Linked DNA regions of Mus musculus: all the other regions are linked to region 2. The links are chromatin loops, found by intact Hi-C in ENCODE. Cell type or tissue: heart. All regions are shown on one strand. Each heading gives the region's core, and the rest is flanking DNA. Links, peaks and the distances in the headings are about the cores only. Region 1 overlaps Macf1 (microtubule-actin crosslinking factor 1). Region 2 holds the start of Gm12925 (predicted gene 12925). Region 3 overlaps Macf1 (microtubule-actin crosslinking factor 1). Region 4 has its middle 13 kb from the start of Gm22154. Region 5 overlaps Macf1 (microtubule-actin crosslinking factor 1).

Region 1 (6,147 bases), core at 546-5,545, 79 kb before region 2:
GGCTGGTTATAGGTCGTGTAACTGCTTCATCCAGTAGAGACAACAAGGTAGTCCCATTATCACCCTCACTGTCCACCGTCAAGTGTGAGGGCAAGGCCCTGATCCCATCACCTCAGAGGAAGGGAAACCTTGTCTACCTGCCACCCTCAATGCCTACAGGAGAGTTAAGAAAAAGAAAAGCGTCTCCCTTTATTGATCAGTGAGCACCTAGCACCTTGCCATTCAACATCGCCGATTTAGACAGTAGTTGAAGCTCAATTTTCTTCCAACTGATATAGCTGGGATTCTAACTCCCTAAAATATTAAATCATGGGGTTTACTCAAACAATCTCAAAGAGCTGTCAAGCAAGTGAGAACATTTGTGGCTAATCTTTGTCAGACAGTTTACTTCAAAAACACTTCCTGGGGGCTGGAGAGATGGCTCCTTGGTGACGAGCACCAGCTGCTCTTTCAGAGGTCCTGAGTTCAATTCCCAGCACCCACATGGTGGCTCACAGGCATCTATAGTGCAGTCTCTAATGAGCAGACAAAAACTTTTAACTAGGATTCAATAAAGTCACACTTTACTATTATATACAAATTAATCACTTCAAATGTTATACATCTCAGAGTTTTGTTTTCCTGAAATCTAGCCCTTTTAGCACATGCTCGCACTTCTTCTCAGATACAATCCTCCAGTCTTAGGTGCTTGTGTGTCTTGCAATAATACAATTATCTAGCCTTTTTTTTTTTAAACATACAAAACCCAAAATAATCAAGCTCCCAGTTGTAGGGTGAGAGTGGGGATTCTTATTATAGTATATCTAAGTACTAAAGCCAAAATATGCAAAAGAATTTCAGTAAGAATGAAACATAAAGTGACATCTGGCTAGTCTTGGAATAATCACAACATCTAATTAAACACACATCAGATGGGATGGGTTACAGCTCTGGCTCTACACCTAGCTTGCTCAGGATGTTCAACCACATTGTGAATTACTTCTGATTACTGGATTATAGGATGAGTTCATTTAGATATCTAAAATTCTTTTCTAGCTCAAAAGCTTTTCAGTTCCATGAAACATTTACTTCCTAGGTACTATGTTAACTATTACTGGTAATAAAAAAGACACTTATAAAGCCAGTCCCTAGTCGGTCATCAATGGGAGAAGAGGCCCTTGGTCCTGTGAAGGTTTCATGTCCCAGTATAGGGGAATGCCTGGGCCAGGAAGCAGGAGTGGATGGGTTGGGGAGCATGGAGAGGGAGGAGAGGATAGGGGATTTTCTGAAGATAACATTTGAAATGTAAATAAAGAAAAATATCTAATTTTAAAAAAGTAAATAAAGCCAGTCCTATAGTGGAGATAACATGTATATAAAGTTATTTTAACACAAAGCAATATGAGTTCTAGCCTGAAGATGGCAAGACTACAAGAACTCTGGAAGGGTTTTTAAATGTTATTTATTTATTTTATGTATATGAGTACACTGTAGCTGTATAGATGATTGTATAGACTCATGTGGCTGTTGGGAGTTGAACTTAGGACCTCTGCTCCCTCCGTCCGCCCTGCTCGCTCTGGTCAGCTTCGCTCACTCAGTCCCTGACTTGCTCCAGCCCAAAGATGTATTTATTATTATACATAAATACACTGTAGCTGTCTTCAGACACACCAGAAGGGGGCATCATATCTCATTATGGGTGGTTGTGATGCACCATGTGGTTGCTAGGATTTGAACTCAGAACCTTCAGAAGAGCAGTCAGTGCCATCTTGCCAGCCCCTGGAAGGGTTTTTGTAAACTCAGTCAAGGGCTGAAAGAATGGCTCATAGGTTAAGAGAACTTAATGCTCTTGCAAAAGACCAGAGTGTGGTTCCTAGCTCCCATATAGTGGTTGACAATTGCCTGTAACTTCAATTTCAGGGTATCTGATGCTCTCTTCTGACGTCTGTTGGCACATACACACAGGCATTCTCAAGTATACACATATACACATATAATAAAGTGAAAAAATATTTTTTTTTCAATTTCTAAAAAAGGAAATTCAATCAACAGCTACTGCCTGCTGGAGAAGTCAGAAGAAGCTGTACATGTGAGGCCAGGCCTGGAATTGTCTGGAGGATTTTTAAGAATCTGAAACAAGAGCTGACATTCTAAATGGAGAAGCTAATTGAGAAAGAGAGTGGAAAGGAAAGAATGTACAAGTATTTTAGAATAAAGCTTCTGAATGGGGTGCTAGGAGAAACAGAGTATTCACTTCTTCTGAATTTTGGTCATCTACATTTCTGGAAATGTCAGAAAAGTGACTATAGGAATACAGAAATCCCAGCTAGCCTACAGAAATGAAGAATATCAACAAAAGTGATAAAACTAGGGAATAGATGAACAAATACTTTTTTTTAAGATTTATTTATTATATGTAAATACACTGTTGCTGTCTTCACACACTTTTTCTTTTAGCTCTAGCCCAAAGATTGATTGATTGATTATGTAAGTACACTGTCACTGTCTTCAGACACACCAGAAGAGGGCGTCAGCTCCCATTACAGATGGTTGTGAGCCACCATGTGGTTGCTGGGAATTGAACTCAGGACCTTCAGAAGAGCAGTCAGTGCTCTTAACCGCTGAGCCATCTCTTCAGCCCAAGCAAATACTTTTTAAGGTTTTTCTTTTTATTATCTGGGGTCTCAGTATGTTTTCCATTACCAGTCAATGTTCCACCTCTGCATTAAAGTCCTTTAGGGGGAAGGATGCCAGGTACAAGAACATGTGAGGTTCCAAACTACTTCTGCTCAGATGCATCTGACCTGGTTAGTCAAATGATAACTTCGTAAACTTCATCACAACAATTACCTTTGGGAGCTGCCAAACTAAACATACCCTAGGGAGCACTTCTCCCTGAGACCTTTGGCGCTGCAGGTTAAAGCTCTGTTAACCATCTGTTCTTTCACACAGAGAGGAGGGAGAAGTGCTGGGGGCAAGGAGGAGACCATTGCTAGGCCAGGAAGTCAGCACCTTCTCTGTCAGCTACCTGATGCACTCTCCTGACTCACTTCCTTCAACTCCAGTGACCAGTTTTCAACTCACAGCGCACTCACTAGTTCTGTCTAAAAGTAGAGCTCATGACTGACCAGCCAGGAGACACCAGGTGTGAAGACATTATCAGGAAACAAGCAACATTTTCTCCTCTTGCTTTCAAATTGCATTTTTCGACATTTTGTCTTGCTTATGATATATCTTCAGGAGAAGTAATATCTTCTAGTTTGGGAATAGTCCATGCAGCCTAAGTCTCTATGTCTATGCACCTTCTGATGAACAAATAACAGCAGTTAATACTGCTGAGCATCGCCTCAAGACCTTCCTTAAGAGGCCTGGAATTCAAACAAGATAATAAATAGTTCTTTCTTGTCATGTAAACTGATTTAACCTCTAACTGTACAATCATATAAACATAGTGGGGACTAGGAACATACTCTTATAATCCTAATAGAAGTAAGAGTCTGAGTACTTAACCAACTTTAGTGCTTTGACAATATGAAAAGTATCAAAACTCATACTTTTTAATAGCTTTATCAGTGTTAACCACTGGAGGGCGCTCTACTCAAAAAAAAAAAAAGGTGGGGGTGGGAAGACTTAGGTTAGGGAACCCAAAGATCAAACTTTTCAAACCAGTGGAGGGAACCAGAATTCTTTGGGCAATAAGGTAGCACTCCTGGCTTTTGATGTCATGGCAAATCCCTGTATTTATGTTAAAGAAAATGCCGCACCTCTAGGTCAGCAGCAAAAAGTCTGTGAGACTCAATTACCAGAAACAGACCTGACTAGCCAGAGAAGGATGCCGTGTGGAGTGAAAGAAACCACATGAGATCACAGCACATTAGTTAACAAAGTCCATGACTGGCCCAGGATGTTGTGGGCCAATGGTAGATACACCCAAGGCAAGCACAGACTCGACCACATGCTCTGAGGGCTCATGAACAACACTGCCCACACGAGAATTTCTGAGAAGGTAACTAAAAAACAGGTGATGATGTTTCCTGTGATCTATGCCAGTCAATCATTCTCACTGCCCAGGCAACCATTCTATTCAACACTCAATCACAGTTCCTGTCTCCACCTGTTCCTCTGACATCATCCTGTCATTATATTTTCTTTGAAATTCCTTTGATGAAAATGAGTCACCTTTTCCTGCCAACACAGGCTGGAGCCTGTGGCATGCCATTCTTTTGGAGTGGTGTTCTGGGAGAAGGCGCCACCCAGAGGCCCTTCCAGACCTTATTTACACACCACCCAGGAAAGAATGCTTCAGAGAAAGCTCATGGATGAGGTGGTTCTTGCTGGAGCTAGGAATGTGGCTGGGAACCAGTATCCAAGCTGGCTCCGACAGTGGGACAAAATGTTGAAAGAATGAAGTAAGAAGTTGAATAGGGCATTGTTACTTGGAGGGAGGAAAACGTCAGCCCCAGAGTGTTTAGCTTACAAAATGCCACCTTACTTGTAACCAACTTACTTGTAACTCTTAGTAAATGGTTACAAACCTGTTTCGGGTAGCAGCGCTGCCCAGGGCTCAAGATAGCCACACTCCAGCTACAGGATTCAGGGTAGCCTAGTGTGCAAGGTAAAAACTGACAGAATGCTATTCAGACGTACAAATCACCCTCAGGGTGGTTTTTTTTTTTTAATTTTACTTAATTTACATGTATTTATTTATTCCTTGTGTGGTGGGGGGATGGACGTGGAGGTCAGATGTTCTTTCCCTCCACTGTGTGGGTTCCAGGGATCAAACTCCAGTCATCAGGCTTGGCAGCAGGTACTTGAACCAGCTGAGCCATGCAATGACAGCTCTACTCTAATATTTTTAACAGTAACTTCTTTGAGAATTAACACACTGTACCAGTCACCATTTTTATAGTCTACAATTCAGAGGATTTTAGTATATTCACAAAATCGTGCAACCATCTAATTGTAGGACATTTCATTATCCCTAAAAAGAAACCATACATCTTATCAGCAGTCACTTTCAGTCCCCCCGACCCTCTGGCTTCTAGCAGCCAGGAACCTAGGTACTGTCTCTGGGGGTTTGCCTATTCTGTATAAATGGAATCAAACTCATGTACTTCTCAAGGTAGGCCCATGCTTCTACTGATCGGCATTTTGTTCAACAAGATATATTCTAGTGTATGGCTACATTTTGTTTAATCTACTCATCAGCTGGTGGATATTCGGTTGTATACACTGTTACACATGTTGAGCCATTAACATCTTTATAAAGCCTTTCTGTGAAAGTATGTTTTCAATTCTCCTGGATATATTTTTAGAACTGCTAAGTTCCTAAAGCAGATGCAATATTTCATATTCCCATCAACAAAATAAGGGTTCCAGTTTCTCTACCTATTCCCATGTGCACTTTTTTGTTTTGTTTTTGTAGACATGGTCTCTGTAACCCTGTCTGATCTGAAATTTCCAATGAGTTTCCTGCCTCTGACTTCCAAATACTAGGATCCCAGGTTTAAGATCCACGCTCTGGGCACAACGGTCTGAGTTTGGATTCCCAGTGTTCACATAGCAGCTCACGCCATCTGTAACTTCAGTTCAAAGGGATCCAAGTCCCTCTCTGGCTTCCTCGGGTACCAGGCATGCCCATGGTGCACATACATACATGCAGGCAAAGCACATACACAGAAAATAAAGGTAAGTAAACCCGGGGCTGGAGAGATAAGAGCAATCACCGCTCTGCCTGCCAGAGGACCCCAGTTTGGTTCATAACATCAGGTGGCTCACAGCTACGGTAATTGCAGGTCCAGCAGGAGCTGACATCTTATTTTCAAATCTATTTGCTGGCCCCCACAAACACCTCTTACTCATGCACACACATACAAACAAATAAATAAATCTCTTTTAAAAACAAAACAAACAAACAAAAAAACAAACAAAAACCCAGGCTTACAATCTTGCTATAGCAATCTGAATATGAAGTTGGTGTATCTCACCATGGCTTAATCTGCATTTCTTTAAGGCCTGGTAATGTTTACAATTTTCATATGCTTACTTTGTACTTGCTATTTGTATATTTGCTTTGGAGAACAGCTACTCAATCCTCTGCCTGTTTTTTATTGAATTATCTTCTTTCTGTTGAATTACAAGTTTTCTTCATATGTGTTAATTATAGGC
Region 2 (6,147 bases), core at 832-5,831:
GGGGTAGGGGTGCCTGCCTGTGAAGTTTCTAGGAAAATCAACATCTCAAAAAAAAAAAAAATGCAGTCCAGAGCACACTGAAGATAAATCAAAGCTGGGGCTCCAGGGCCACGCACCCCTGCCTTCCACTCAGGGCGGTTAGGGAAAGGCAGCCCGCAGCCCTGCTGGCCTGTCAAAACTTTCTCTGCGAGCACTCGGCGGAGATTAGACATTAACTCGCTGAACTGCTTCGCAAGCCAGCCTTCAGGGGCTGAAATCCGAGCTCCGAGACCAATCTTTATTTCTGAGAGGAAGAAAAAAAATAATAATAATAACTAGACCCCTGCCTCAACCAGGCAGGCCCAGACATTGAGGGGGGTGGCGTGGGGGTGGGGAGGCCTCGCCACCGCAATCTGCACACTCACCGGCCACGCCGCCCACCCGACCCCCCAAGACCCCCCGGATGCTCGGCGTCCTAGGCTCCCGAGCGACTCCTCCGAAGAGGCAGGGAGACAAAAGCGGGCGGGCGGGCGACCCCCGGAGAGCCACCGCAGGGAAGCTCGCCCCGGGAAACCGAATGAGAGCGTCTCCCTCGAGCCCAACTCCTCCTCCTGCAGAGTCCCATAGCAGGCGGTCTCCGGAGCCAGCTCCACGTCTCTCCTCCTTCGGATCCGGCCAGATAATAGAGCAAACAGTGTGACCGGAGATAGGAGAGCGCCCAGCGCCGGCCGGGCAGCGGGGCTCCCGACGCTTATCTCAACTCCACAGAAGCCAGCCCGGGAGAGGCGGCCGCGGCTCCCGGCCCAGCCCCGCACGGGTGGACGCGCCCCCCGCCCGCCCGCCTCCCCACCTGCAGCCGGCCGAGCCCCGGGCCTCCGGCTCCGGCCAGCGCCGGCCCGGCCGCAGCCTCACCTTTGTAGCGCTCCAGCACATCCTCGTACGCCTGCACGAACTCCTTCTCCTGGCTGCGGTTGGCCGGCTGCTGACCCGGCACGTAGCCGGCCATGGCTGCCCGCGCCGCGCTCTGCCCGGGCCCCGGGGGGCGCCGGCTCCAGGCCCGCGCGCTGAAGCGGCGGCGGCGGCCCCAGTCTCGGCCTTTGTGCGGTTCGGCGGCGGTGGCGCCTTGGCTCTCTCGCTCTCAGATCTGCGTCCGTCTCGCCCGGCCCGGCAGTCGCGCTCGGCTCCCTCAGTCCGCTCGCACCCGGCCCGCTCGCGCTCCGCCGGTCCCGGCTCGCGTTTCCGCCTCCCCACCCCTCGGCTCCGCTCCTCCCTCAGCCCGCCCCGGCGCGACGGCGGCGGCGGCGCCTCCTGTCAGGAGCGCCGGGCCGGGCCGGTTCCCCGCCCCTCAGCCCGCCGCCTCCGCCGCCGGGCGCGTCCTCAGCCCCGGGGCTGCAGCCCCTGCTGGGCCGGGCGGGCCACCGACCGACCACCGCCCGGGCGGGCCGCAGGCCCGAGCGGGGACGCCGAGGAAGGCGGGCCGTCGCCTGAGGCCCGCCGCCAGGAGGCCCCCTGCACGTCCGAACAGGAGGCCCGGCGGGCCGCAGCGGCCGGGAGACCCCCGGGCCGACCCGGGCTGGGCCGCAGCCGCCCTCAGCGCTGACCTCCGCGGGCAGCCGGGACAAAGGAGGGAGCCCCGGGCCCGGCGGGCCGCAGCGGCCGTGGGAGAAGGACTTAGAGAAAACCTTGAAGGCAGGCGGAGAGCAAAAGACCGTGATGCCTCACAGCCAAGGCCACACGGCTCCAGAACCAAGACAAGGGCGAGCCCCAGCCGGGACTGATACGGGAGGCCGAAGGGAACGGTACGACCACAAAGAAGCCCGGGAACAAAGAGTTGTCCAGAAACAGACGAAACTGAAGTGGAAGCGAGGGCGACAGAGCCATCACCATAAAGTAAACCAGGCCAAGGAGCAGAGCCTGAGAAATGACAACTGAGAGAGCGATGAAAACACGATTCTGACCGCACATGGGGGGAGGGCGTAAATCCAAGGGGGGAGACCCAATAGGATTACTAAAGTGTGACAGCCCTCTCCACACGGCGACTTAGATCAAAAGGGAGAAATGTGGGAACCTGAGGCTGCACCAGGACTGGCAGGGAACAAAGGAAGGATTCTGGAGCAAAACTGGTTAGGGCAACGCGGGGGAAGCCAGTAGCCAATTATTCTCAGCCCTAGAGAAAGAAGAAAGGAAACGTAAATACGAGCAGGGATGTATTGAGGACCATTTTGTCCCCAGCGTCATCCATCGGGTTCTCTATTGAGTTGTATATCATCCAATCCCAACAGTCATGGGTTGACTGGAACCAAAAGTAATGAATGAGGAATTCCAAGATGGTAGCTCACACCTGTAATCCTAGCCCTCAGGAGGGAGAGCAGGAGATTTGCTACAAGTTCTAGGTCTGTCTGGGCCTCGCAATGAGACTGTTTCAAACAAAATGATACTTTTAGCCCACTTTTGGCCCATCCAACCGTAGTTGACTTTTCCAGGGAACAGGGAAGTGGTTGTGGTAATAACTAGTAAATATCACAGTAAAGGCACATGAGCAGGTGGCATTGAGCAACCAAAATCGACACTTGGAATTCCATCTCAGCTCTCATTCTTAAGCAGTAGGAGCCTCTTACCCTAGAGCAAGAATTATAGCTTTGTACCGTTTGAGTAATGTCAAGTATTTGGTCAGTCATTGCTCAGTACATTAATTACGTGAAATGATGCTTTTCACTAATAGATGCAATCATCGCTTTCCACATCACAAAGCAGGTGAGCAAATAATTAATCATATCTCTTCCCATCAATTTTTGCTCAGCTTCCCAAGCTCTGTACAGAGAAGGCCTGAAAGGACATGGAAAATCCTTGGGGCAAATGCTCAAATTTCTTCCAGTTTTACTCTGTGCATACACACACTGTCTATCTATCTATCCACACACACACACACACACATATATAATAGTTCACTGATTGAGGTCAGATACTAATGAGCTCAGTCTAGAAACACAAAGGAAATAAGTCTTAGCAGTATTTTTTTCTTAAAGAGTAAAAGGCATTTAGCAGAGAAGAAGGAGTTGGTGTGGTACTTCATAGCAAGCACTTTTTTTTCTTTTTTCAAAACAGCAGATAATAATAGAGAATTGCTAATTCTGGAGCTCTTGACTGTAAGTGCTGAGTCACTGCATTTCCTATACTGTTTTGTACCAGTAGGGCTAAGGAGGCCTGGGTGCAAATACACATCCACAGGCCTCCACCCTTACCCTTTACAAACACCTACCTCCGCCCTCAGTTCATTGCAGCAAATAGAAAAGTACCCCTATCCCCTCCTGGGCTACATGCACCAGTTTGTGAGCAGGTTCCTCAAGAACTATGACTGATACTTGCCAAAGCTTGGGAAATGACAGAGTATGGAATAGTTTACTGTGCTAAACAGGTTCTGTGGAAAACTGGGAAGGAAGGAAAGATAAAGCAAAAGGCTGAGATTCCTATTAAGAAACACAGTAAAAAGCCAAGCATTGTGGTGCGTGCCTTTGATCCTCGCACTAAAGAGGCAAAGGTGGGGACATCACAGTGAATTAGAGGCCAACCTTGTCACTATGTAACCTTGTGATAAGGCTACATAGTGAGACCCTGTGCTTTTACCCTCAGCAAAAAGAAAGAGAACACAGGAAAGCCACGACCAAACCCGTAACCAGGCGTTCGGAAGGCTGAGGCAAGAGAATTGTAAATTTGAGGGCAGCCTAAACTATATTTATATATGGTGACACCCAGCCTCCAAAGGAAGAAAAGAAAAGAAACCTAGTAATTAGGAAGAGACTTGGTTTGCACAGTGGCTAGAGTGCCTCTCTCCAACCCAAGTTGCTTTCTTGATGAAATTTGCATTTAAATACTCTCCCGGGAGTTTGGAGTGAAGCTTTCTTCTAATGAATGGCAAAGGGGAAGTCCACATGTTTGGCTGATGCTCCTGTTTTATACAGAGAACATTTTACTAGGCTAGAGGGAACAGAGCTTCTTGGAGGGAAGGAAGAAAGGCTAACAAAGTGCAATTTTTGTTTTTGTTTTACTTCTTTCAAGCAAGAATCTAAGTTGATTGCCAAACCATACAATCCAGAAGCTCTGAGGCTCTCCTGGGCCTGCTGTTGAATTTCTAAGGAGTTTGCCTTGGAAGAATCAGACAGCAGGATGGACTTGGGAGGACACCTAGTGGCAGAGGTGGGTAATGCAAGGAAAGAATCTTCATCTTGTCAATTGCCCTTCCCCCAAAAGCCTCAACACATCTTTCAATCCTCAAATATACTCTCTTATCTCAGAGCCTTCCTACCTGGTTTCCTCCAAGACTGTGCCCTCCATTGTTTCTCTCCTTTAGCACGACTCACTTCTACTCTCGGAAATTCTAAAGCCTTCCTCAAGTCACTGTGTTCAGCAGTAAGCACTCTGTAACTGAGCACTATCTGCAGCCCTCTTTTATATACGTTTAAGGGTGTGTGTGTGTGTGTGTGTGTGTGTGTGTGTGTGTGTGTGTGTGTGTGCCTGCAGAGGCTATAAGAGGGTGCCGGATTCCCTGGAGATAGAATTACAGGCAGTTGCCGGGAGCCCCTCTTGTGTGCTGGGAGCCTCTCTCCTGTCTTTTGTTTTGTGGTGGTTTATGTATTTATTTGTTTGTTTGTTTAATGTATATGAGTACACTGTAGCTGTCTTCTGACACACCAGAAGAGGGCATCAGACCCCATTACAGATGGTTGTAAGACACCATGTGGTTGCTGGGAATTGAACTCAGGACCTCTGGAAGAGTAGTCAGTGCTCTTAATCGCTAAGCCATCTCTGTATCCCCTTCTTTTTTCATTTTTTTGTTTTTGTTTTTGTTTTTGGTTTTGGTTTTGGTTTGGTTTGGTTTGGTTTGGTTTTTCGAGACAGGGTTTCTCTGTATAGCTCTGGCTGTCCTGGAACTCACTTTGTAGACCAGGCTGGCCTCCAACTCAGAGATCCACCTGCCTCTGCCTCCCGAGTGCTGGGATTAAAGGCGTGCGCCACCACACCCGGCTTTTTTTTTTTTCTTTTTTAAAATGTGTTTGTTTGTTTGTTTTGCAGCAGTGGCTTCCCTGGAACTCTCAATGTAGACCAGGCTGGCCTGGAACTAACAGAGATCACCTGCCTCTGACTCCTGGATACTGGTATTAAAGGTATTCAACACCATACCCAGCCGCCTTTTATTGTGGGACAGTATCTCTCTAAATTGCCCAGGCCAGCTTTGAACTTGCAATTCCCCTGTTAGCCTCTCTGCTTAAGGATAATTCATTTACGAGCCTCCTGGGTGCCTGAGACTACAAGCCTGTGCCACCACACTGCCTCTTTTCTTTCTTCCATATTACATTTTTATTTCTTTTTCATGCATTTTGATGTGTATGAATGCCAAGGCATAGGCACGGAGAGGAGGTGACAAGGTGTGAGCACTGGTTCTCTTCATCAACCCTTATTCTTGTTTCTTTGAGGCAGGGTCTTTCTCACTTCTTCCTTTGAAAGTTTCCAAAAGCTGCTCTTGACCCTGAGGTCCTTTTGCCTCAGCCTCAGTTACAGGCATGCACTGCCAGCTTGCCTTTTTTTTTTTTTTAAGTAGTTTTTTTTGTTTTAATTTTATATGCAGGAATGTTTTGTCTGCATGGATGTATGTGTACAAAATAGTGCCTACAGAAATCCGAAGAGAGCTTTGAATCCCCTGAAACTGGCAATGCAGATGATTGTGAGACACCACGTGCATGCTGGGAATTGAATTGGGTCCTCTGCAAAAGCAGCCAGTGCTCTTAGCCACTGATCCATCTCTCTAGCTCTGACCAGCTTGTCTTTCAGCCTTCCTATAGCATTAGCTCGGTAAGCCCTGGGGCTTTTGTATGTGAGGGTGCCTGAGGTCCTCAGCATATGGCAAACAACACTGTATATTTAGGACACTCTTGAATGTTTAAAATTTTGATCGACTACAAAATAAATGAGTGAATGAGACAGACGATCTTAAAATACTGAGCTGTCTGTGGCTTTTGACTAGGCTACAGTATTTAAAAACTTTGGGCTGGGTTGTAGCTCAGTGGTAGAGTACGTCCTTAGCATGCAGAGAGCTTCATTCAGTCCCAGCTCAAGCAGACACACACACTCACACAAATAGTATATTTATTTCTCATGGCCTCATACTTTGTG
Region 3 (6,147 bases), core at 399-5,398, 60 kb before region 2:
AACCTCAGTGAGTTCCAAGCCAGATCTGCAGAGTAAGACAAGCAGATCTCTATGAGTTCAAGGTCTTTTCATAATGGACTCTAGGGCAGCCAGAGCTACATAGTGAGACCCCATATTTAAACAAACAAAACAAACAAACCAACAACAACAAACCCTCTTTAAGTCAGAATTTCTTGAAAAGATGTTTTACCTGGAGGTAAAGGGACACCCCTACCCCAATCCCATTTATCACTGAAAGCCATGTTGGGCTGCTGGTATCCAGTCACCTGACCCTCAGGAAGCATGGCACAACCCAAGAGTCATATTCAAATTGAACTGCCAGTTAAGTGGCTCTCCACTTCCAGCTGCAGTTCAACATAAAATCTTTGCTAGTGGGTTTTTGTTCATTTGGTTGGGTTTTTTGCTGTGCTGTTGGTTGGTTTTGAGCCAAGGTCTTATATTGTATAGCCTTAAACTAGCATCAGATTTGCTATATACATGAGTTTGACTTTGAACTTCTGGTTCTTCTGCCCCCACTTCAAGGTGCTGAGATTAGAGGGGTGTGTCATCACACTCAGTTTACATGGTGCTGGGGATCAAATCCAGAGCGTCACATATGCTAAGCAAGTACCCTAAAACCAAGCTACAGCTACAGCTCCTAAAAAGCAAACTTCTAGAAGGGTTTCATACGCCTGCCCGCTGCTGCTTCTCTCACCTCTCTTCAGTCTGAACACACTAAAATTAGGTGCAAACTAGCTACCTTGTTCCAGGACAGTCAGGGCTACACAGAGAAACTCTGTCTTGGGGTTGGGGATGGCAAGGTTGGGGAACATGAGGCTAGAGAAATCTACAAGGGTCCTGTCATTCTATACCAAACAAAAGGTGCTGTTTAACAGCTGGTATTGGTTCGTTCAGAATAGTCATCCCCAGAGGGGTTGCGATGACTTACTAACAAACAATTAGGATTACTAGGTTGGAGTTTCTGCATAGAACAACCCATAGTACTGTGTCAAAACACTGAAAACCGGAATCGTAACTTTCAAGACCCAGTGTAGCAGCACAAGCAGAGGCAGGTGGATCTCTGCAACTTCAAGGATAGCCTAGTCTGCAGAGTTCCAGGCCAGCCAGGGCTATTCAGAGAAACTGTCTTGAAAAACTAAAAAGAAAAATAAAAAAGAAAAAAAAGAAAAAGAAAGAAAGGAAAGGAAACTCTAATTCTTTGATACAATGTTACAACCATCTCCAGTTGTAACAAAAAAACAAGAATCTAACCCACATAATTCAAATCAACACCAACCATGTCTGTGATCATGCAATAAACCTAAAAAATATGTAATTAAGGACAGAGTAAACCTTAGCACTATAAAACTTCCAGCCATTCAAACAAGTACAGGGTCTTGTAGGTGCCTAGTACAGTAAAAGGTGTTGACAAGCCTCACCCCAGAAGCACGCAGACTCCAGAGTCCCTGCAGTGGAAAGAATCAAGCCATTGTGACAGGTTTGCTTAAGGGCTCTGGGAATGGGAGGGACAGACAGTTCTCACTGGATGGATGCAATCCTGTCAGTGACTCAAGCCATCTTCCACTACCCTGGTTGCTGTGGAGGTTCTTGTTGCCAGATCACATAGAGTCCCACACATATATGTCTATATTTTCTTTCAGACAGACCTCATGCTAATTCCCAAGAGCTAAAAACCTAGTTTGTCATCAGCCTCCACCCCTCCCCACAATCATATTATCTGCTGCAGGAGGTCATCTCTAAGGCAAAACCACCAAGAATGTCTATAAATTCATCTAGTGTCTAATTTTACAATAAAGACTGGTCATAAGAAACTGAAGTTGATTTGTACTTGACCTATAATATAGATCACCTATCAAAAACCATGGTTGACACAGTCATTTGTCCACCTATTATATCAGCCAAGCTGGCCAATCTTTCCAGCTTTGCTGGGTGTATGTTCTGTGGGCATACAAAGAAAATCTCAACTTGGTAGCACTCTAGGTCCTAGTGGGTATCTCCATACAGCACTACCTAGGTCGTTCTTGGTACTGCGGTTTCCTATTCAACATCAGTGGATCATTCCCCAGTCCGAGACAAATGAATTAGAAAGATCACTGAAGCTTGATAAATGCTAGGAGCTGCTGAGAGCAAACGTCAGGGTAAAATAGCACAGTGATATGATGACATGTGGGAGATGCTGACGACTTGAGAAACTTGGCCCTTGGCCCACTCTGAAATTAACTGGATAATAAAACATCTGAGCCAGCTGGCCCCTAAGCCTGAAGACAAGACACTTTCCTAAAGGGCAAGAGACTGGAATCTCATCAGAAGGGAACTCAGTGTTACAGGTAGGTATCCTGTTCTTAACCTCTCAATAGCTTGTAGAGGTAAGATAAAACTAAAAGCCAGCATCCAGAGCTTTGTATAGATGTATTAAAGCCCAATAACTCCATTCCACAAATCTGTCCAAAAGAATGAAAAAAAGAAACATTAAAAAATCATTTGTAAGGATGGTCATTGCCCTGTTATAGGATAAAAGATATATTTGTTTTGATATATATTATGTTTGTTCCCACAACTGAGAAATGTTAAATGAAAATCACCTTGCCATTTAATATTAAAAATGATAGTGTATGGCCAGATATATGTGGTGGCATATGCCTTTATTTAATTCCAGCACTTGGAAGGTAGAGGTAAACAGATCTCTGTGAATTCAAGGCCAGCTTGGTCTACAATATTGAGTTCCAAAACAGCTGGAACATCATAGTGAATCTGGGGGGGGGGGGTCCTGAGGGGGGTTGGAGTGTGCTGTAGAAAATAAAAGCATGGGCTGGCGAGATGGTTCAGCAGGTAAGAGCATTGACTGCTCTTCCAAAGGTTCTGAGTTCTTTTTCTGGTGTGTCTGAAGACAGCTACAGTGTACTTATTTATAATAATAAATACATCTTTTAAAAAAACATAAAAATGTTATATTATAACATTATAATATAATTATAACAAAACCTATACAAAAACACAGCATCCTATGCATATATGTGCATAGAGTAAAAGACTAGATGGAAACATGACAACATATAAAGATAGTAACTGAAGGTGTAGAATCTTGGAGATTTTCTCCCCAGTGTAGTGTATCTATCATCACAATCTAAGTTTGTTCTTAAGTTTTTTATTAACAATGGTCTTTCTTTGTCTTTTCAAGAATTAATACTAACATTACTTTTTATTTTTAAATTTTTAAAAGTTTTTATTCTTAAGTTTTATTTTAGGTCTATGTTTTACCTGCATGTAAGTATGTATATTGTGTGCAAATGTCTGAGGAGGCCAGAAGAGGGCACCAGTTCCCCAGGAACTGTAGTTAAAGACAGTTGAAAGTGAGCATGTGCATGCTGGGACCGAACACAGGTCCTGCTAGAGCAGCAAATACTCTTAACCACTGCTCCCCTAAAGAAGGGGGAATTTCAGTGCATGTAGTAGTGCTAAGGCTTGTCTTGATTGCTCAAATGTTCTTGATTGACAAGCTAAGTGGATATGCAAAATAAAGTTGTAAATTAGTAAGAAAGGTCACTTGACAACTTATACTAAAGGACTAACCCTGAGAAAAGTCTGTGACTTCTCAGTAGTCGCTGTTTTTTTAAACCCCAGTGCTATGTTTGAATGCAGGGGCTCATACCAGGCAAGCCTTCTATACTACACTACATCCCCAGCACATTCATCCCACAGTCAACAGTCTTGCTGCTATTGAAATATACCTGAGGCCTCTTGTTAGAGATGAGCAGGGCCATATTTCCAATGTGTTCAACTGCCATGTATTTTCTTACTCTGAAATTGTATTTTATTCTGTCTTGAGTTAATACCATTTTTGTTTTGTTTTGTTTAAGGCAAGGTCTCACTATGTACACCTGGTACCCTCTATTTAGACCAAGATAGCCTTAAACTTATAGAGATTCACCTGCCTTTGCCTCACAGGTGTTGGAATTAAATGTGTGCACAGCCGGGTCATACAAGGATACTGTTTTTGACCTAAATTACTTAAGACTACTAAATGACTAAGGAGTTCTAAGAAGGTTGTAATGTGGGAATGGCAAGGGTGGGGAGAAAGGGGTCAGGTGTGGTGGTGTGTATGGTGAGACCTTGTCTCAAATCAAACAAGAATGGAAGTGCAGCAAGCACTGTGCTGGGACACACTGCAAACAAGCCTCATCCCTCACCCACAGTCCCAATGTGCTTAGCAAGGTCTAGAGAACATTTTCTCATCACTCCATCTCAACTACCTCTCCGATTCTTTCTTAATCCCCAATTACAAACAAGGCACAGGCCTGGACTGAGCTAATAAACAGTACTTGAGCCAACAATTCAACTTATACCTATGAGAGTAGAGTTTTTCTTCGCAGAAACTGCCTCAGTTCATCAACTGTGGCAGACTTGAGAAATAAAGTCCTTTAAACAGTAGCATCAATGAAATATATTTCACTCCAGTGCTTGGAAAAGCACCCCCACCCACCCACCGAAGGCATAGGAAAAAGGGGGCTGGAACTTTAAAAAAAACCACCTATAGTGTCTCTACTCCCCATACGGCTCCTTTCTACAGTTACCCACAAGATGGGATTAATTCTGTCCAGAAAAGCAAAAGCCAGCAACTGAAAGAAGAGGGAGTCAACTACTTCTTTGCTCAGCCCTTCAGGAATACACAAAGATAGCGATGATATAAAGAGAGGCAATTGTATTCCATACTCAAGGGACATGGTAGGTCAGCTCAACCCAAGGCAGTTTGACGATGGCAGTGTTTTGCATCCTACTTACTCTATCTGGCAGCGAAATTGCTTTATATGATATATTTTATGCTATAAAGACTGTTACACCACACACATGGGCAGTGTGTGTGTGTGTGTGTGTGTTTGTATGTGTGTGTGTGTGATGTTAAGCAAATACCAATAAATAAGGGATTAGAAACAAGAGTTCAAGAGAGGTAATATGGAAAGAAAAGTTTTACTGCCTCCCCTTCAAAGCCTCATACTACTATTCTCTTGGTGAGAAAGGTGCCCACATTTTATGCACGCACTTGTTCAGCAGTAGCCACTCTTGCCTACTTCATGTGGTCAACAACACAATAATAACAGCCATCTTTTTGGCTGGCATACTCCCAGACCAACTGTTATCATTTTAGTAGATTTAATGATCACTGTCCTGAGGTCAGCTAAGTCACATATAGGATACTCTGTGTAGCCTTGACTGTCCTAGAACTTGCTCTGTAGACTAGGATGGCTTCGAACTCACAAGAGATCTGTGTGCCTCTGTGTGTGCCACCAACCTGCCTAGGATAAATTAATTTACATAAAGCACTCAGATGAAAGCTTAATCAGCAACCTGACTTTTACTGAGTGCTTACCACTGCTACAGCCATCTAACATCAAGCATCCTAATGATTTCATGCTGAGATCAACAAAACCTAGAGCCAAACATGGTTAAGTGGCAGGTTAGAGCATGTAAGCCATGATATGATCTGCTCTAGTTCATTCTGGACCCAAGTAGGCACAAGAATTCTGTACTTCGCAGGGCGTGGTGGTGCACGCCTTTAATCCCAGCACTCGGGAGGCAGAGGCAGGGGGATTTCTGAGGCCAGCCTGGTCTACAAAGTGAGTTCCAGGACAGCCAGGGCTATACAGAGAAACCCTGTCTCAAAAACAAAAAAACAAACAAACAAAAAATCTGTAATTCAAAGAAATCTGTAGTGAGAATTATGATTTCTTTAAGAAACACAGAAATATTATGAGAATAGGTTTTCATTTAAATCCCAGGTGTGGGGTATGGGGGTGCTTTAGACTGTCCCCCGCAGCTAACTATTATTTGTCTTGTGCTCAGGAAGAGGTGTGGTTTTGCCATCTGCAGATAGTTTCCGTGATGATGTGACATTTGGAATTCTGGGAACTTTTCAGAGGGTATAAGAAGAAGGCTAGGATCCCAAAGGCGAGGTTAATTGTTGTTAGTTGTTTGGGAGGGCTGGTTGCTGTTTGATAGTAGTTGTGGTTGAAGAAGAAACAAAAAGAAAGAAATTAAATTCAGGGACCTCTTTCTTTCCTTCCTAGTGTTAGGGGTTGAGAGGGTGGAATAAGGGTGGAGATGGGTGAAAGAAAGAAGAGCCCACAAACTAGTCAAAAACTGTTTGCAGAA
Region 4 (6,147 bases), core at 527-5,526, 360 kb before region 2:
TTCTAGCTGTCACCCAGTGAGTTTATCAGGCTTCCTTACAGGGCATAGGTGATGCATTACTGACATGAGGTGGCCTCAGACAGCTGCAAGAGAGAACATAACAAGAATGGATGGTTTCCCCACAGCCATAGAGGTGGAGTGTCCCCCTCCCCTCTGATAACCACTTTTCCCAAGCTCCCCAACTCCTGAGACCCTGAGTCCACAAGCCACATGCAATTAGGGCAGAATTGCATACAAATGGTGTGTGTGTGTGTGTGTGTGTGTGTGTGTGTGTGTGTGAGAGAGAGAGAGAGAGAGAGAGAGTTAATCTTCATGAGGGTGGCCTTGAAATGATCTTCCAAGTCCGCTCCAGATTGAAGGTGATTGACTCTTGCAGCTGATTTGATAATAAATCAGAGGGAGGTCATAACACATCCTACAGCAGTCTTCAGGGTAAATTCCTAGAATTAGAATTACTGGATCAAATTACTGCAAAGACACAGGCTATAGTGGTCCATGCTTTTAATCCCAGCATCTAGAGGAAGAGGCAGGTGGATCTCATTTTGAGACCAGTTTGGTCTACATAGTGAGTTCCAAGTCAGCCAGGGATACATAGACCCTATCTCAAACAAAAAGATTTATTTTTAGTTATCTGTGCTGTGTGTATACATGTTAGTGAGTGTGGGTGCCGAGGAGGCCAGAAGAGGGCGTCCGCGCCTCTGGAGCTGGGGTTACATGCTATAACTTTACTCTGCTTTTGGTACTCACTGTGTAGATTAATTGGTCCCAAACTAGCAGGAATCCTCCTGCCCCAGCCTCTCAAGTATTTTAGGTATATGTGGTGGTTTGAACAGGTTTGACCCCCAAAGACTCATGTATTTGAATGCCCATGGGGAGTGGCACTATTAGGAGCCATGGCCTTGTTAGAGTAGGTATGGCCTTGGAGGAAGTGTGTCACTGTGGGGGAGGGCTTTGCAGTCTCCTATGCTCAAGCTCTGCCCAGTGTAGAGTCCAGTGTCTCCTCCAGCACCACATCTGCCTGCATGCTGCCATGCTTCCAGCCATGATGATAATGGATCTATAAGCCAGTCCCAAAGAATTGTTTTCCTTTTTATGAGCTGCCTTGGTCATGGTGTCTCTTCACAGTAATAAAACCCTACCTACGGCAGTGTGCCACCACCATCTTTAAAGCATTTAAAACTTTTTATTTTATTTGATACTGTGTGTGTGTGTGTGTGTGTGTGTTTGTGTGTGTAAGCAAGTGAGTGCAGATGCCTCCACAGGCCAGTGGTATCCAATCCCAGCACCACTGGGGTTACAGGTGGTTCTGAGCCATCTGATATGGGTACTGAGAATCAAACTCAATCCTCAGCAAGAACGTTATATGCTCTTACCTGCTGACCCATCTCTCCAGCCCCTTTCCAGCTTAACAGTTTAGTGCCCATGTTGGAGCTGGGCACTAAAGCCACCAGGCATGCTGTATACACAGATGCACCACCAACGGAGCTAAATGTTTAATCCTAGATCCTGTGTGTCTTTGTGTATTAAATATTGTGTGATATCTGAGGCATACAGATATTTCTCTTGGTTTATCAGGCTGTAGTTTTTATTTTACTTTGTTTATAATGTACTTTTGCTGTGTAAAGACTTGTTTTTAGGGACTGGAGAGATGGCTCAGTGGTTAAGAGCACTGTCTGCTCTTCCAGAGGTCCTGAGTTCAATTCCCAGCAACTACATGGTGGCTCACAACCATCTGTAATGGGGATCCAATGCCCTCTTCTGGTGTGTCTGAAGACAGCAACAGTGTAATCACATACATAAATAAGTAGATAAATCTTTTTTTAAAAAAAGTTTTATTACATTAAAAACAGGATTTTTAAAAGTTTTTTTTTAATATTTTATTTATTTTATGTGTATGAGTACATCATAGTGGTTGCTGGGAACTGAACTCTGGACCTCCAGAAGAGCAGCCAGTGCTCTTAACTGCTGAGTCATCTCTCCAGCCCAATAAAACTTTTTTTTTTGATTTGGTTGTTTTGAGATAGGGTTTCTCTGTGTAGCCTGACTATCCTAGAATTCACTCTGTAGATCAGGCTGGCCTCAAACTCAGAGATCTGTCTGCCTCTGCCTCTCAAGTGCTGAGATTAAAGTTGTGAGCTACCACCAGCTTGTAATTAAATTTTGTTATCATTTTTTAAGACCTACTGTGTATCTCTGGATGTAGACTAGGATGGCCTTGAACTCACAGAGATCTGTCTGCAAAGTGCTGAGATTAAGGGTATCGCCCCCTAGCTATTGTTTTTGTTTGTTTGTTTGTTTGTTTGTTTGAGACATGATTTTATATAGCCCAGGCTGGTTGGAAACTCACTCTGAAACAGAGAATAACCTTGAACTCCTGATTATCCCACCTCTATCTCCTAATTTCTGGGGCTATAATTATCTGCCTCCATTCCTGGTTTTGTTTTTTGGTTGACTGGTTTATTTATTTATTTGTTTGTTTGTTTTGGTTTTCGAGACAGGGTTTCTCTGTGTAGCCCTGGCTGTCCTGGAACTCACTCTGTAGACCAGACTGGCCTCGAACTCAGAAATCCACTGGCTGGTTGACTGGTTTTTAAGGCAAGGTCAAGCTTTGTAGTTAGGCCAGATTATGATATACTTGCAGTTTTCCAAGTAGCCTCTAGATGGCAGTACTACTCTGCTGAGAGCCTCTGTCCTGTCCCATAACTTCTACGTTGTCCCACTTCTATGTTGAACTTGTCTCTCAGTGAGTCTTCCATCTGATGGCGCTATGCTTTCCTGCACTTGTCCAGCTGTCTGTCTGCCTGTGGTGTTCAGTGGCTCCTACACAGGCCCTTTAGACGTCTCAGATCAAAGCCACCCCAGTCCTCCTCCATACTTCCTTCCCACTTCCTGTTTAGTAGACACTACCTCCTAGCCAGCCAGCATGCTGCCCAGGGTCCTGGGGCTCTTTCTTGGCATTCATCTGGGCCCAGCTGGCTCTCCACCCTCCCACCCTTACCACACAATCCTCCAAGGTACTCTTTCTGTCTCCAATTAGAGCAGAATTGCATACAAGTGTGTGTGTGTGTGTGTGTGTGTGTGTGTGTGTGATGTGTCATGATGCCTATGTGGAGGTCAGAGCACAACTCTGGAGTTGGTTCTTTCCTGTCACCTTTATATGGGTGCCAGCATAGTACTCAGGTCGCCAGGCTTGTTCAGCAAGTGTTTTTATCCTCTGGGCCATCTGGCCAGACTTCCACATCTTAAATTCACTTTCTTTTGGTTGTTGAGACAGTCTTATGTAGCACAGGCTGGTTTCAAACTCACTATGTAGCTGAGAATGGTCTCATAGTCTGACCCCCCCCCCCCCGCCCCCAGCTTCCTGAGCCAGAGAAGGACGGCTGGTGTCTTGGGCGGCGTCTCTCACTGAACTGGAAGCTCAACGTTTCAGCCAGGCTGCCTGGGCAGCAATCTCTTGGAGCTGCCCATCTCCCCGTCCCCCAGTGCTGAGGCTACAGGCATGGGTGCTGGGCACTCAAACTCCAGTCCTCATGCTTGCGGTGAGAAAACCGCAGGCTCTCTACAATCATCACTGGGGCCACTCGTTCCCACTAGGTTATGAGTTCCCCCAGGGGTGGGACCTCGACAGGAGTTCTCATTACCACACAGCTAGTATTTTGCTAAATAAATGAGAAGAGAAGCCAGTGTTAAAAGATCAAAAGAACCCTCATTAACCTGGTTCACCCGTGAGGAAGGACCAGCTACCACATCTATGAGGCTAATGCACCCCAGAGGCTGAGCCAACCTTCAGCTGCTGTAGACAGTTTGCACTGACACACTTCAAGGGCTGGGAGCAGAGTGCAGGGAGCCCATGTTCGTTTCCCCCAAGCCCCTCGAAGGCCAACTTGGCCCAGGCACCCGTGGCTTCCAGTTCTTCCCGGCTTGGGAAAAGCAGGCCGGCTTGATGGTGGGCGCAGGTGTTTGGAACAGTCTGAAGTCTTGTAGCAGATGGAGGACGCCCGCCGCCTGCCCCTGCCCTAGCTGGAATCCTTGTGCAGGCTCTGGAGAAGGCATTCTGTAGTCAGGTTCCAGGTGGGAGGGGAGAGTCCCTGAGTCAGCTTTTCCTGTGTTCCTTCTCTGTCACCCCTGACCTCACTGCTCTACCTGCAAAGGCCCAGAGCGGCAAGAATAAGAAGCAGAAGCAGATGGTCGTCGCTGCCTGGAGGGAGGACAGTGGAGGAGGCTGTGCTCTCTCTGTTCACCTCTGCTTTTGACCCTGAGAATTCAGGAGGAGGAGGAGGTAGCTTTACCGTACCAGTGTAAAGCAAGCTCATATGGTCTGAACCCAACCCGGGAGTTGTGACGCACACCTTTAATCCCAGCACTTGGGAGGCAGAGGCAGGCAGATTTCTGAGTTCGAGGCCAGCCTGGCCTACAAAGTGAGTTCCAGGACAGCCAGGGCTACACAGAGAAACCCTGTCTCGAAAAAAAAAAAAAAAATAGCCTGAACCCTTCAGCTTGTTCAAAAACAGTTTCTCTGAAATGCTGCCTGGCCTGTCTTGCTCTGGACACTTTCTTAGGTGTGACAGGGGCCTGGGAGACAGCACAGGTGTCTCCTCCTTACCATGAGCAGCTGTGCCTAGCCACTGGCTCTCCCAGACATGGGCTGCCACAACCTGTTTTAGGCCATCTAGGGCTCCTGGACAGTTTCTGTTTTTTGTTTTTGATAAATAAACTTTGGTTTTTGTAGTGACCTCTAGCTAGGTCCCAGCGGTGGCAGCTGGGACAGTCCTGTCCCTCCTGCTGCTGAGACCTTAGGGAGACAACCAAGTGCTCAGTGCAAGAAATCAAAAGTGGGCAGGGGCACCTCTGTTCTCCTGCTACCAAGCAGGCTACCAGACTGGCGGGCCAGTTTCTGCTCTCACACACTGGTGCTGTGTCTCATGGGTGACTATAGTCAGGCTCACAGTGAGTCCTCTCTTCCTTCACCCACGGACCCGCACCAGAATTCTTCACCACAGGGTCTCCAGGGCCCTTCTTTTGCCTTGAGGTTGAATTTTGGAGGTCATTAGAAATGGTGGTGGTATCTTAGGTAATGAGATTTGTTTTTGAAAAGATGAACAAATCTTGGAACTGGAGAAACACACACAAGCCGATTTGGTTCCCATGCTACCCTGCCCCAAGTCCTGTCTGGAAATAGTCTAGGTAGGCTGGCCTCACTCCCTGATTTTGGCCAACCATGCCCCTCATGGAATTTCAAGTGTGTAGAGGCTGAGCCAGGAAACCCTGCCCCCACCTGCTGCAGTGTCCGTTTTGAAATCTAGAACCTGTGGGTGGGGCTACTGCTCTCAGGATGTGTTCTCATTTGGGGTCAGGCTTGGGATAAACCTGGAGGCGAGGAGAGTACCCTGCTGCTCCTGCCCTGGCAGGGCTTTTGGTTTTTGTCTTTTTTTGAGACAGGGTTTCACTGTGTAACCTTGGCTGTTCTGGAACTCACTGTGTAGCTAACCTCAAACTCAGCAGACATCTTCTTGCCTCTGCCTCTTGAGTGCTGGGATTAAAGGAGTATGCCACCACCGCCTGGCTCAACCTGGATGCTTAAAACAATGTCTCTCTTGTGGCTGGTCAGTTACAGTGGTCAGGACGGGCAGCTGTGAGTCCAGCTACTGTGGGCTCCTGTGAGGGTCAAGAGAGAGGATGAGAACAGAGGCCCCTGCCATGGCTGACTCCAGGGTGACATGTGGCCAGGTAAAGCAGGCTAGACCAAAGGCCCCCAGGAAAAAGGGTCATACAGCCCTGTAAAAAAGAATGACAATGGACCTTGTCTCAGGGTCTCCCTGATTACCCTGGGGAAGTCAGACTGAGGACAGGGGTCCTTCAGTGACTTCTCCAAAGTTTTGCCACTTGGCCTCTCTGTGATCCTTATATTGTGAAGCCTCCTGAGCCTAAGGAGTGAGGCATCTGCCTTGCGTTGTCACCAGATGTCGTCTGCAGAGTTCTACTGTAACTCTACTTGTCCCAGATGCTTGGGGGGTGAGGGTGGAGGTGGGAGCTGGCCTCAGAGTTCCTGGGCTTGTAGCCAACCTTGAGACCATGCCCAATGGGGCCAGGGCACCTGGGGCCCACTGAGGAGCCCGCCTTGTGGAGAGGAAGCCGAAACCAAGGCAA
Region 5 (6,147 bases), core at 447-5,446, 130 kb before region 2:
GTAAGCTTGATGAGAACATCTAATGAGTATATAGACAAGAAAAATCAATCTTCAAAGCTCAAGCCAGACACATCACTAGCATGGAGAAGGGGAAGCAAGCACAAAGTTCCACCCTTAACCAAGAAGCTGTCTGCAACTATACCTGCTAGAGAGGGAAAACACATCAGCTTTCTGGGCATGTACATCACCCACACTGCAGGGCAGGTTCCACGCTCAGGAGCAGTTGGCCAACACAAATGGAATCCTTGTTTGTTATGTGTATGTGAGGTTTTGTTTTGTCTTTTTCATTTGTTTTATTTGTTTGTTCTGAGAGAAACTGAGAGAAAAGGACACGAAGTTTCATGGAGGGAGAAGTAAGGGGAATCTTGGAGAAGCTGGGGGAGGAAAAAATAATACAATCAAAATATACTGTATAAAAAGTCAATAAAGGTTGTTTTGTTTTTTAAAGAGAGATGTGGGCTGGAGAGATGGCTCAGTGGTTTTGAGCACTGACTGCTCTTCCGACGGCCCTGAGTTCAAATCTCAGCACCCACATGGTGGCTCACAACCATCCATAATGAGATCTGACACCCTCTTCTGGTGTGTCTGAAGACAGCTACAGTGTACTTACATATAATAAATAAATAAATCTTTAAGGGGGGGGGGAGCATTATCTCCACAGTGTGAGGCAACTCAGTGGTTAAAGGTGAGTGCTGCTAGGCCAGAAGACCCGGAGCCCATAGGCTAGAAGGAGAGAATGGTCTCCTGAAAGTAGTCCGACCTCCATACACACTGCAGCCTGAGTGTGAATGCACATACATTCACTTTTAAAAGTAGAAGTGAAAAAATTAAGACACATCATTATTTATCATAGTCCCACACCCAAAGTGGGGGGAACCCAAATGCCCATCTACTTATGAAGAAAACAGATAGCACCTACAGCTTGCCCTCTAACGATACACTAAATAGCAGTAAAGCTGATTCATGCTGCAACACAGCTGAAGCTGAACATCATGTTAAATCGAGGAAGCCCAGTGCTGGGGTACATGCTTGCAGGGACACTGGTGGTTTTTTGTATGTATATTACATACAGCATATACATACATGTATATGTGTGTAGAGGGGAATAATTAAATTACTATTGCCAGGCATAGTGGAGACTCCTTTAATCCTGGCACTCAGGAGTAAGAAGCGGGGAGACCTCTGGGAGATCAAGGCCAGCTTGGTCTGTATAAAGAGTTCCAGGACAAACATCCAGAGCTACAAAGAGAGACTCTGTCTCAGTAGAGAAGGAAAAAGGGGAGAGAGAGAAAAAAAAAGAGGGGGGATGGGGAAAGAGGGAAGTGGACAAAGAGAGAGAAAGAGGGGAGTGTGAGTGAGAATGTTCTCAAGCTGATGTCACTGGACCTCAAGTTCAGATCCCCAAGTTATGCTAGCAATTTACAGGCAACAGGAATACAGGACGTTGTTAGAAGAGCCCCAAGGGATGCTATCAACATCTTAATAAACATCCTCAATTCTTTAACAAATTGTACAGGGGAAAGTCAGACTTGATGCAATACATATGTAGACCTATTTTGGATTCTAAGCCAAATGAAACTTATTTTTAACAAGCGAGTTCACTAGATACATCATAGCATTGATCAGACATGTGATGATTTTATGAAGTATTAAAATTTACAACATGAACTTATTGTGCCTTTCTTAAATAAAAGGACCCAATCTTTCAGAGATACACACCAAAATATTTACAGAAAAATTATACAAGATCTGAGCTGAGGTTTGAGGAGTGAATATGTTATAAATGAAATTATGATTATTATGGGTTAATTCTTAAACTAGATGTTAGATGTGTGGTAATTCTTTACTACATTTTTTCTACTTCCATAAGCGTGCATTTTAATTAAAAAAAATTGTTTGTAAAGCTGAAAAGATTGCTCATCTGTTAAGAGGGCTGACTGCACTTGTAGATCCAGGTTCAATTCCCAGCACCCACACCAGGCCTCACAACCATCTGTAACTCTGGTCCCAGGGAACCCAACACCCTCTTCTGGGTGGGCATGCACAGACATATATACAAACAAAACACCCATATACATAAAATAAATACAATTTTACAATTAAAGAAGGTATGTTTGTAGTCTTAGGTATGGCGCCTCCTGCCTGCATGCCAAGCAATCTGCCAGACAGTCACACCCTCAGCACAGAGCATCTGGAAACAGGGAGAAAAGAATGCTTTCCAGTGGGCTGATCAGGAAAGCTACCATTCCATTAGTCTCCTCTATTGCCACATCTTCAACTGAGAGGCACGGTTTTTACTCTTTGGCTTCTAAGTTTCCCTCCTTTAAAGAAGATTTAGTTACAGTCAAGCTAAAAAGAGACATAGCAGGTATTATTACCTCATGCTTGTGAGGATGCTACTAGGTGCTCACAGTGAGAACACTTTATGTCAAAACAGAACAGCAACAACCTCTCCATACCCTCAAAACCATCTCTGTTCATAAGGGTTTCAGGAGGTAACTATAGCCCTGTATAAAGGCTCAACAAGACGAGCAGTGGTGGCGCACACCTTCAATCCCAGCACTTGGGAGGCAGAAACAGCCAAGACTACACAGAGAAACCCTGTCTCAAAAACCAAAAAAAAAAAAAAAAAAGTCAACAAAATTTTTGCTCCTACTCTGAAGGGTATAGTCACTTAGCTCAGGTTCCAGCTATTCTTGTATTCAAACTTTGCCTGAAGACATACTGTAGTTCTACAAAAATACATGCTAATTCCACACATTCCAAACCTTACTCATGCTGCAGAATGCCAGCACTGGCTCTAAACCAAAGTTCTACGAAACAAGCCTATGATCTGAGAATTTTCTCAGGGTCTAAGGATTCCAAGATACCTGCTGCTCTGCCTTCAACCAGAAGGTGGTGCAATCTCTCCAACTAGGATGTCACACAGGCCTCACCCCAGTGCTTTTTTTCACACCAGCTGAAGGATGCTCCCCTCAGTCATCCTCTATGCAGCAACTGGATAGTCTGAGAAACAGCTTTGTTAGGCTGGACTAAAACTAACTTAAAAAGAACATTCTTTTTACTAAAAGAGAGTTGTTCTTTTCTAACAGCAGTCCAGACTTTAAAAGAATTTGTGCCAATTAAGAAAAAGAAAAAAACAGTACCAGGAAGGCCTCAAGAGCATGTCAACATTTCAGGATCCCACCAGCTTAGAAAGCTGCTGCAGGCTGTGCTCCCTCCCGGCACACAGACAAACAACAACTCAAGGGGACATGGCAGTGCTTAAAGACCAGATGAGAAGAGTCTTACCAGATTGGGCTAGACAGTTCGTTCATCCTAACAGATCCAGCCCAACATCTCCCTGCCTCTCATGATGACTTCACTAAAGAAGCAGACTTCTAATTCCAGACTTCCAGGAACAAGACCAAACCCCCAGGAGAAAATCTCCCTGCATTTTCATAATGCAATGGAGATTTAGGATACAATACTTTATCTCCAGACACACCTCACTTCTTTCCAACTCCAACCCACTGTTGATACCGGCCAAACACAGAGAAGTAACTCAGGTTCTGCCTGGAGAAAGCAGCACAGGCTGATAGGACATGCACAAATGGAGCAAAGAACCCCAGACTGTACCTGGAAGTGCAAGATAATGGTCCAGATCAGGCCCAGCGTTAGCTTGGGATTGCCATCTGTGATGTCATCATTGCGGATATTCACTAGCTTCACCTGAAAAGGAAAGCAAGGCCGTCTCAGAGCCCAAGAAGTTTCTTTCCTGGGCTGATTTTTTTACTTATTTTCACTACTAAAATACAGTTATATTAATTTTTGGCTTAAGAGTCTATGAATTCTAATACATTTACAGTTACACATAAAATAACTTTCATTATTCCAAACAAGGCCCCATGATGCCTATATTCAAACAGCTGGACCTGCCTCATTCTGAGGTCCCGACAACTACCACCTCATTTCGCTTTTTCTAGAATGTCATATAAATGGCATGTGACCTTTGGTCCGAGACTGCTTTTCCCTCTCTACTGAGCATAAAGTTCTTGAGACTCCCATCCAAGCTGCTAAATTATATGAATGGCTTGTTCCTTTTCATTATCAATGAATATCACTGCACAGATGTCCTGCCCTGATCTTGCCCACTCATCCACTGAAGGGTTTATGGATTATTTCCACTTTGGGGCATTTCTGAGTAAAGCTCCAACATTCTTGTTGAGATTATTGTATGGACATATGTTTTCATTTCTCTATGGTAAATTCCTAGGAGTGAATATATATCAATCATACAAACTGTCAGATTATTTTTCAGGATAGATGAACTATTTTGCACTTTTACCAGCAAAGAAATCTTGTGAGCATATGGTATTGGAAGTTGCTTCATTAGTCAGAACCCTGGCTTGTTCTAGTCTTTGGGGGTTAAAAGAGATGCCCCTCTTCATCACTGCTCCCTGCTGCTCTCTCCATTTCCCTTTCCCTGTCAAAGATCTTTCTTTTGGGGCTGGAGAGATGGCTCAGTGGTTAAGAGCACTGACTGCTTTTCCAAAGGTCCTGAGTTCAAATCCCAGCACCACATGGTGGCTCACAACTACCTGTAATGAGATCTGATGCCCTCTTCTGGTGCATCTGAAGAAGTTACAGTGTACTTACATATAATAAAATAAATAAATCTTTTTAAAAATCTCTCTTCTTGATATAACCCATGTCAGCTTTACTCCTAAGGCCCATTACAAGACCACAGTGTAAAATCCCAGTCCAAGCTGGGCATGGTGGCACACACCTTTAATCCCAGCACTCGGGAGGCAGAGGCAGGCGGATTTCTGAGTTCGAGGCCAGCCTGTCTACAAAGTGAGTTCCAGGACAGCCAGGGCTACACAGAGAAACCTTGTCTTGGGAAAAAAAAAAAAAAAACCCCAGTCCAAAAACAAACTACGCACAGACCCATAGATGCCCCCTCCTCTTCGATGACCAGCTGTCCTATTTTGCATGAAACTGAAAGTTTTGTTTTGCTGGTTCTTTGAGACAGGGTCTCTCTGTGTAGCCCTAGCTATCCTGGTCAATATACAGACCAGGCTGGCCTTGAACCAAGATCCTGGCTCTTCCAAGTGTGAGAGTGCTGGGATTAAAGGTCTGTGCCATTTGTTTGTTCGTTTGTTCATTCATTCATTCATTCATTCATTCATTCATTCATTCTGAGTGTTTCACCTACATCATGTATGTCCGGTGTCCATGGAGGCCAGAAGGGGGCATCACATCCTCTAGAAAATGGGAGTTATAGAGGAAAGAGCAACAAGTACTCTTAACCACTGAGCCCTCTCTCAGGTCTAAAACTGAAGATTCTTAATTAAGCTGTAGACTTTTAAAATGGAGTGGTGTGCTGAACAAGCCATTTAATTCAGCCCATTGGTCTTTTCTGTCATTCTCTGGCAGTTTCTGTTACTTGTAACAAGCTAGAAGAGGTCCCTTCCATTGAACTACCTGTAAAGGGCCCCTGTGACCTCCATTCAGAGTTTACACCAAAACTCAGCTGGGAACGTTCTTCCCTTCTCTGTATCTAGGTTCTAGTCCCTGGGGTGGTGTGGAGGTAAGAGAGCCTGTCCTTCCTCCTAGTCTGGACATTCCGATTCCGTAGTCGCCAGTACTCAGTCACTCACTGACCTGGAGCTGCTATGAGGGCAGAACCTGTTGAGTTCACAGCCCTGTTCTAATGATCCCTGCCCTTGTGAGTCTATTATGGTTATCATTTGCCCACACTTAGTTTCTATTATAGTAATTGATCCTCTTCTCTCTTCCTACTTGCACTTCTAGCTAACCAATTCTTATTTTAACTTGTCTGGCTAGACCCCTTTCAGGTTTTCCTAACTCAACATACATTCTCATAAATATCCCAATAGCCTCCATTTCTCTTGCCATTCATTATTAAATTCTTTAAACAAATATATCTTCGTCAATTATAGATCACTTGATCACTCTAACCCATGTCTGTGATCTGGGCCAGGGCACTTCAGATAGCCAGCTCTAATTCTCAGATCACTGGAGATGCTAGGTTCTTGGCTCTATAAAGTCTTCTAAAATGAATATTTTATTCTAAATATTCTAAAATGAATATTTTAGGATTCATCTAGCTCTTGTTTTACTTGGGTGGTTTTTGTTTGTTTT

What was found. A loop is a pair of places that touch in the nucleus more often than their neighbours do. Peaks named below come from ENCODE experiments on the same cell type or tissue, not always from the same donor. Only the 100,000 strongest peaks of a DNase experiment are listed, where the experiment ranks them.
Region 1: a loop joins it to region 2, with 6 times the contacts of the local background. A loop is called at or near these places in 17 of 42 quality-filtered maps.
Region 3: it touches region 2 in a loop (5-fold over the local background); 9 of 42 quality-filtered maps call a loop at or near these places.
Region 4: it touches region 2 in a loop (7-fold over the local background); 7 of 42 quality-filtered maps call a loop at or near these places.
Region 5: a loop joins it to region 2, with 5 times the contacts of the local background. A loop is called at or near these places in 20 of 42 quality-filtered maps.

What each region holds. Positions count from the first base shown.
Region 1 is chr4:123,584,943-123,591,089 of GRCm38, forward strand. All of the region lies in intron 1 of Macf1 (microtubule-actin crosslinking factor 1), which reads right to left. Among named protein-coding and RNA genes, the nearest start is that of Mir6398, 28 kb to the right of the region's middle. In heart, for the core only: CTCF peaks have their summits at 3,536 (motif pointing right) and 4,245; a DNase peak (open chromatin) is centred at 4,109; H3K27ac peaks cover 874 bases.
Region 2 is chr4:123,663,575-123,669,721 of GRCm38, forward strand. The region is part of intron 1 of Macf1 (microtubule-actin crosslinking factor 1); the gene reads right to left. Gm12925 (predicted gene 12925) reads left to right here and starts at 2,307. Exons shown (of 4, transcript NR_136925.1): 1 at 2,307-2,733; 2 at 4,040-4,173; 3 at 5,050-5,141. In heart, for the core only: a CTCF peak has its summit at 3,148; DNase peaks (open chromatin) are centred at 1,247 and 4,147; H3K4me3 peaks cover 1,744 bases; H3K27ac peaks cover 2,641 bases.
Region 3 is chr4:123,604,047-123,610,193 of GRCm38, forward strand. All of the region lies in intron 1 of Macf1 (microtubule-actin crosslinking factor 1), which reads right to left. Among named protein-coding and RNA genes, the nearest start is that of Mir6398, 9.3 kb to the right of the region's middle. In heart, for the core only: a CTCF peak has its summit at 3,306 (motif pointing right); no DNase peak of the experiment used is centred there.
Region 4 is chr4:123,303,223-123,309,369 of GRCm38, forward strand. No RefSeq gene overlaps it. Among named protein-coding and RNA genes, the nearest start is that of Gm22154, 13 kb to the left of the region's middle. In heart, for the core only: a CTCF peak has its summit at 2,659 (motif pointing right); a DNase peak (open chromatin) is centred at 5,269; H3K27ac peaks cover 204 bases.
Region 5 is chr4:123,532,584-123,538,730 of GRCm38, forward strand. Macf1 (microtubule-actin crosslinking factor 1) reads right to left here. Exons shown (of 98, transcript NM_001199136.1): 5 at 3,619-3,711. Among named protein-coding and RNA genes, the nearest start is that of Gm31156, 16 kb to the right of the region's middle. In heart, for the core only: CTCF peaks have their summits at 2,895 (motif pointing right) and 5,223 (motif pointing right); a DNase peak (open chromatin) is centred at 2,888.